Linked DNA regions of Homo sapiens: region 2 is linked to region 1. The links are chromatin contacts, found by Hi-C in ENCODE. All regions are on one chromosome and are shown on one strand. The core of a region is the stretch at or near the end of the contact, and the rest is flanking DNA. Distances in the headings are between cores, read along the strand shown. Region 1 holds the start of SPCS3-AS1 (SPCS3 antisense RNA 1). Region 2 has its middle 120 kb from the start of SPCS3-AS1.

Region 1 (3,061 bases), core at 179-2,678:
GGAACAAAGGTTTTGGCAGATAGTATAATCAGAGTCAGGATTGGCTCGGTTTGAACCCTAATGCCCTTCAGGATATTGAAAATGTGATAAAATAATTGCATTATTTATTAATGACCCAACGAAATTCTTATACATTATGCTGTAGAGCAATTCCGCAGCCATTATCTTCTTTGCTCCTAAGAACCCAGAAAGGTTATCCTTTTATTTATCAGAAATCACCATGTTAAAATGCAAATACTTAGGATCGGTAGCCTCAACCCTTATCTTCTAAAACATCTTTAGCTATCCATACAAAGCAAAGCATTAATAGGAATTGGACTGACGTTGGAGGTGGAAATACTGATGCACGTGACAGCTTTAAGGACTTGGGCGGCTAATTCCCCACTCCCCACTGCTCCTCAGATCCTCCAAAAAAAGCTCAAGTCCTAACTTTGACCAGGTTTGACAAAGAAGGGAGAGGACCAGGCGTTTTGTAAAGTGCTGCTTCCAAACGCCACCCGTCAGGACAGATTCTAAACCACCTTAACTTGCTGCCGGTTTCAAGTGAAAATAAATGGTACATAAGTAATCAAGAAGTCGCAGTCCCAGACCTCTGACCAAAGAACCGAAAAAGGACAGCGAACGACCGGTTCCCAATTCTCTGAACCCAAAGGTCGGAGAAGCAATTTAGAAGAGGAGGGGGTGGGTCTTCCACAACAAACCCCGCCCCTCCCTCACTCGTCGCTGATTGGTGGCGGCGTTAGGCCGCGACGGAGGGGCGGGCCCGCGGCTGAGTCTCTCCCTTTCCGCGCCGCCCCGTGCGCGCTGTGGGTGTGTTTCGGGAAGCGGGCGCGCGCGCGCTCGCGTCGGAGGACCGGAAAGGAGGCGGGGCTGCGGCGGCGCGCGCTCCCGGAACGCGCGCACCGCAGACGGCGCGGATCGCAGGGAGCCGGTCCGCCGCCGGAACGGGAGCCTGGGTGTGCGTGTGGAGTCCGGACTCGTGGGAGACGATCGCGATGAACACGGTGCTGTCGCGGGCGAACTCACTGTTCGCCTTCTCGCTGAGCGTGATGGCGGCGCTCACCTTCGGCTGCTTCATCACCACCGCCTTCAAAGACAGGAGCGTCCCGGTGCGGCTGCACGTCTCGCGGATCATGCTGTGAGTGAGGCCGGGCCGGCGGTGCAGGACGCCGGGACCGGGCTGGGGCGGAAGCCGAAGCCGGGCCGCCGCGCCGGGGCTGCCGTGCCGGGGCCGCGGGCAGGGCGTCCGGATCGCCCTCCTGAGCGGCAGTTCGCCCCCGAGGGCGGTCGTCAGGGGTGGACGTCGCAGGCTTTTCCGGCGTCCCCTCGGAACTTGCACCCCTCCACCGTAAATTCCCGGGCTTGCTCTTAAATTTTAATTTTGAGCGTTCCTCAGGTCGGTGCCTCCGCTTGCTTCCTGTTCCTCACTTCCCTCCACCCACGCCTGGCCAATGAGGGAGCAACACAACAGCAGAGCCGGCGCCGCCGCCCGCCTGGGCTGGCGCCTCCCGCGCGTCCGGTGCCGCTCGTGGTCCGCATGCGAGGCCCTCCAGGCGCTGCCGCCGCGCTCTGGGTCGGGCTTCCGTGGGGTTTCCTGGCGGCTCTGGAGGCCACAGGACGGGGTTGTCTTTGTGTCATTCATCACCCGAGTTTGCCCTGTTTGACATTCCCTTTACAGTTGTTGCCTTTGCACCTTCAGAAGGCAGTAAACAGTTGGAGCTGCTTTGAAGTTGGCCAGAGATGTTGGGCACTGAGAGAATTAAGCATCTTAGCCTTCTGATACAGCGAGATTTTTGTTTTGTTGGGTTTCTTTATTTCTTTTTCTTTTGCCAACCACTTGAAGAAGTCTGCGAAAACGCCAAAAAATGCAGTTCGAAATGACAGTGCCATTTCGCTATTGCCTATTTTGTCCTTGATTTTATTCTCTGGCACTTTTGTCTTTAATCGTCGTATTTTTCCATCTCTTGTTCTCATACCCTTCTACTCTATTTCCGTCTTACACAAGTTCTTTAACCTTAGTTTATTTCTTTGTCAGAATCGCCAAGAAGCCAGTTATCAAATAGCGAGCCTTCTCCCCCCACCTTTTTTTTTTTTTTTTAAATTACTGTACTGATGTTTGTTAGATATTGTTCGAATAGACCTGGGGTGGACATCAGCACTGCCATTGTCAGCCCTGTGAGGGTTAGAAGAGCTTGGTGCATATTAAACACTGAACAGATGTTAGCTGTTGTTGTCTTGAGCAAGTTTTCTTACCATTCTGGGCCTTAATTTCTTTTTGTTTAAGATGGAAGTAATACCTAATTTTTAGGTTGTGAGAATTATTTGAAATGTGAAAAATATTGTCAGTGGGTCTGAGCCGTAGTAAACAGTAAATAGCAGCTGGTTACAGTAGTATCCCCTTAATGGGGTAGGTATACGTTCCAAGACCCCCAGTGGATGGCTGAAACCACGGATAGCACCAAACCCTATATATACTTGGTTTTTTCCTATACCGTACATACATACCTACCTATGATAAAACTTACAAGTTAAGCACAATAAGAGATTAACAATAACATAATAGAACTGTAACAATATACTATAATAAAAGTTATGTGAATATGATCTCTTTCCCCTTCTCTCAAAATAACTTATTTTACTGGACTCACCTATTTTCACACCAGATTGACCGCGGATAATTGAAACCGGAAAGTGAAACCTCGGATAAGGGGGTGATTACTGTATCACCCTTTAATATGCCATCTGTTAGTATTCGTATCACCTTGTAGTCATGTGTAGCTTTCTTCTACCCATTCTGCAAAATTGCTTTACATCAAGTATTTACTATTCTTTTTAGCAGTTTTTATCCCCTTCTGAGTTTTGTTAGGGATTCTCTTGAGGTATATGCAATTAGCTGAAGACCTACTTTAATATTGGATTAGAATGTTTCTCCTGTTTTCACACTTACAGGTTTCTCTGGTGTTTACTCGTTTCTTTGTGGAATTGCAGTTTCACCTATGCACACACCTGTATTCTTTCTCTTTAAGAAGTTACGTGAATTGTGTATGTTCTGTTGGAAGGA
Region 2 (3,061 bases), core at 289-2,788, 120 kb after region 1:
CTGGTGCACGAAACATAAAGAGGATCAAAGCACATGATGATGTGGTGAAAATAGAATTGAGTAGCAGGAATCTTGTCTTCTTGGACTATGCCTTGAACCTGGCAGTTGTCCTAGAGCACAGTTTGAAATCCATTGATATTTTCCTTCTCTTTCTAATAACCTATGATTCCACAAAGAAATAATGCACGTTAAGTAGCTGCCATCATAAATGTACCTAGGATTGCCATGATCAGGTTCTTGGTGTACAAGTTCATCCTATTTCACTTACATTGATTCGCTTTCTAGATGATACTCTACTTTGAGAAGAAGTAAGCAAATGGATCACATTCTTACTTTAATGAGATCTTTGGCTGTCTTGGTCTCAGTTTTTCTGCTCTGTGTTCCTGTTCATTTTTATCTCACTAAAGAGGACACTGATGTTCTAAGAGTTACCATTATTTTGCACAACCATCCAGGGAACTCTTAACCATTTGTTCCAATTTTATCTAACAAGTAATGATGGTGTGTCAAGGGATAGTTATATTCTATTTTATATCCAAGCAAGTCAAGCTAGAACTGAAATATGTTCTATTTTTTTTAATCTGGGCATAAAAGACAGAGACAGAGAGCGAGAGAGAGACTACCAGAAGATGGTGGGAGGTGAGAGCAGTTGCCATTCAGGATTTACAAGGAATAGTCATATCCCACAGTTAAAATATATAACCACTTATCTTTGCGGCCAGTCAATGATAATTTCCTCTGGCTCCTTCAGTTTGAATCTGCCAAATAATGTACCAGGTGTTTTCTTTTTCTCTTAAGAGAAAAAAATGATCTCTAAAATTATATGAAGTTTAAATGATTTAATTCCTGGTTAGAAAATTTAGCTTGAAATCTAATGGTTATCATCACCTTATATTTCAATAATATTTCATTTCCCACACCTGCCTTCTAGAGCAGTTTCAATCATGAATAACAGTGGGGGAGAAAAATGATAAACATTATGTGCTCAGCAAAGGACTTAGTAGTGTTGAGCCAAGTTGGAAAAGGAGAACAACTATTACTACAGGGCTGAACCTTGTGGGGAGTCTGGAGGTCTGCCCTGACAATCCCAAACTCTGCAACTTTATTATCTTTGTGGTTTTAAAAAGACTTGATCTTTCTAATATTACATTCTGAAAGGCAACTTAATAGATACTCTATTTCTGGAGAGCTCTGTATGCAGAATAATGGAAAATTCTTGTCGTGGTTGTCATGTTTTTTTGAAGAAGCAGCAAAGTGAAGAATAAATTTGGCTGATTTGCATGAAGTGTTAGTATTCACTGACAGTGATTCCTGAACTGAATTTTCTTTATGCTGTGGGAGAAGAGACGTGAAGCATTATTTCTAGCAGCTGGGATGGCTCAGGGATTTAAGGTACCATTTGGGGCCTTGCCAAGATGCTCCGCATGAACCTGGGAATGTCAGTGCAGAGTTTTGGTGAATGAGACAGAGCTGGCATTTTATAGATGGAGCAGGTGTTGGCTTATGTGATACGACTTGAGAATGTGTAAGAAGGTCTTCATGATCAAATACCACACTTCCAGTATCCATCACATTATAGTCATTCCTCTGAGATAAGATCTGACATGCTCCTATTAACATGAAAATGAGTTATCTGGGAGGTGTATTAGTCACTGCTACCTTAGCAACAGTCAGCTTATCAGATAAAGTCTCAGAAAGTGGGATCTTGAATGAATGGTACTCACAGAGGCCAGTTTTGGTTAAGAGTACAAAGATGGGCCAGGACTAAGTGAGGAGATCCAGTGGAGCTAGCAGGGAGGGCCACAGGGGAGGGCCACGTACATGACTGTGGGATGAATTCAGCCTTGACTCAGTTCCTACTTCCACCAAAGTAAGGAGTGTACAGCATCATTGTGCCATCTGGATATTTTTGTTTCACGGAAACTCCCTAGATGTTAACCACATCCTGTTTTCCTTCAAAGCATCACTTAAACATACAGTGTTTAGCATACAGAGTGGGGATACTAAGTCTTCTTTCTCTACATCTCCAGCATTCCTTGATCCCAACTTAATTCTCTCCACTTAATTTTGACGAAAAATTTAACTTTCTACCTTCTTCTTGGCTCCATAGCTACCTTTGCATCACTGAAGACTCACAAATGGTTTCTGCCTCACAATGAGCTATCCACTCTATGTCCTAACCTTTGGAGGTATAGAAGGGGGAGGATTTGAAAGTTGAGTCTTTCCATTTTCCTTTCCCACAGGTTTCAGATAGTAGCTGAACATGGCATAGAAATTTAGGAATTTCTCTTCCTCAACAACCCCACCTGACACAAGCATCAGCCACGGTGAGCTTGGCGATGATCTCCCTTCCCCTTTGCTACGTAAGTGTGTTCTTTGATATGACTCAATTAACCAAAAATTAGCCATCATGTATCTTTAAATGGCTATTGACAACGATTTCTGCTAGATAAGTGTTCTCTCGGGTCGTGTCCCTGACTAACCTGAGCTTACGACCTACCCAGAAAGGTTAGAGAGATATACCAGAACCAGAGTGATAGATTGCCCATAGAAAGCAAGCAAGAGTTGGACACAAAGTGCTGAATGAGTGATAGAGAATATATGATCTTTGTTGTCCCAGTATCCTGTACTTCCTTTTTTGGTAGCTTTTATTGCAATTGTAATGAAATTAATTATCTGGATGTTATTTAACATCTTGCCTTCACCTTTTCTTTCACCTTCCCTTTCACATCCCCTGGGTGCAGGGTCCTGGCTTGATTTTACTTACCATTGTATTCCCAGAGGAACACAATAGGTTCAGAAGTTCAGAAAAGTGAGCAGTCGCTGTCCATTGTGAGGCTTAACAACCATGACCATTAGGGAAGGCTTCCCAGAGGTACTTCAATTCTAGCAAAGGGAAAGTCCAAAGATTGCTATGGATTAGTCAGGTGGTCCTAAGCCTTGGTCTACACCACAAGACTTCAATGACATACTTTTCAATCTGGGGATCTCCAAACTGTTGTTAGGTCAGGAAATAGTGGATGCCTCACATCCTAGTGTGACTTGGACAGATGGCCAATAT

The links. Hi-C counts contacts between places; a loop is a spot of excess contacts on that map. Pooled maps may share reads with other maps.
Region 2: a loop to region 1 is called in a pooled map, with 2.2 times the contacts of the local background. The contact joins the enhancer-like site here to the promoter of SPCS3-AS1 in region 1. A Hi-C loop is called at or near these places in 1 of 50 pooled maps.

The regions. Positions count from the first base shown.
Region 1 is chr4:176,319,082-176,322,142 of GRCh38, forward strand. SPCS3-AS1 (SPCS3 antisense RNA 1) reads right to left here and starts at 1,429. Exons shown (of 4, transcript NR_186171.1): 1 at 1,064-1,429. It overlaps SPCS3 (signal peptidase complex subunit 3), which reads left to right and starts at 885. Exons shown (of 5, transcript NM_021928.4): 1 at 885-1,138. The coding sequence starts at 996. RefSeq lists an enhancer at 696-1,196 and silencers at 1,179-1,298, 1,419-1,488, 1,519-1,598.
Region 2 is chr4:176,434,998-176,438,058 of GRCh38, forward strand. It overlaps a transcript of LOC124900817 not described here. Among named protein-coding and RNA genes, the nearest start is that of SPCS3-AS1, 120 kb to the left of the region's middle. Within about 2 kb of position 1,539, at least 2 of the 41 ENCODE cell types and tissues checked have a DNase peak (open chromatin) inside an H3K27ac peak, as active enhancers do.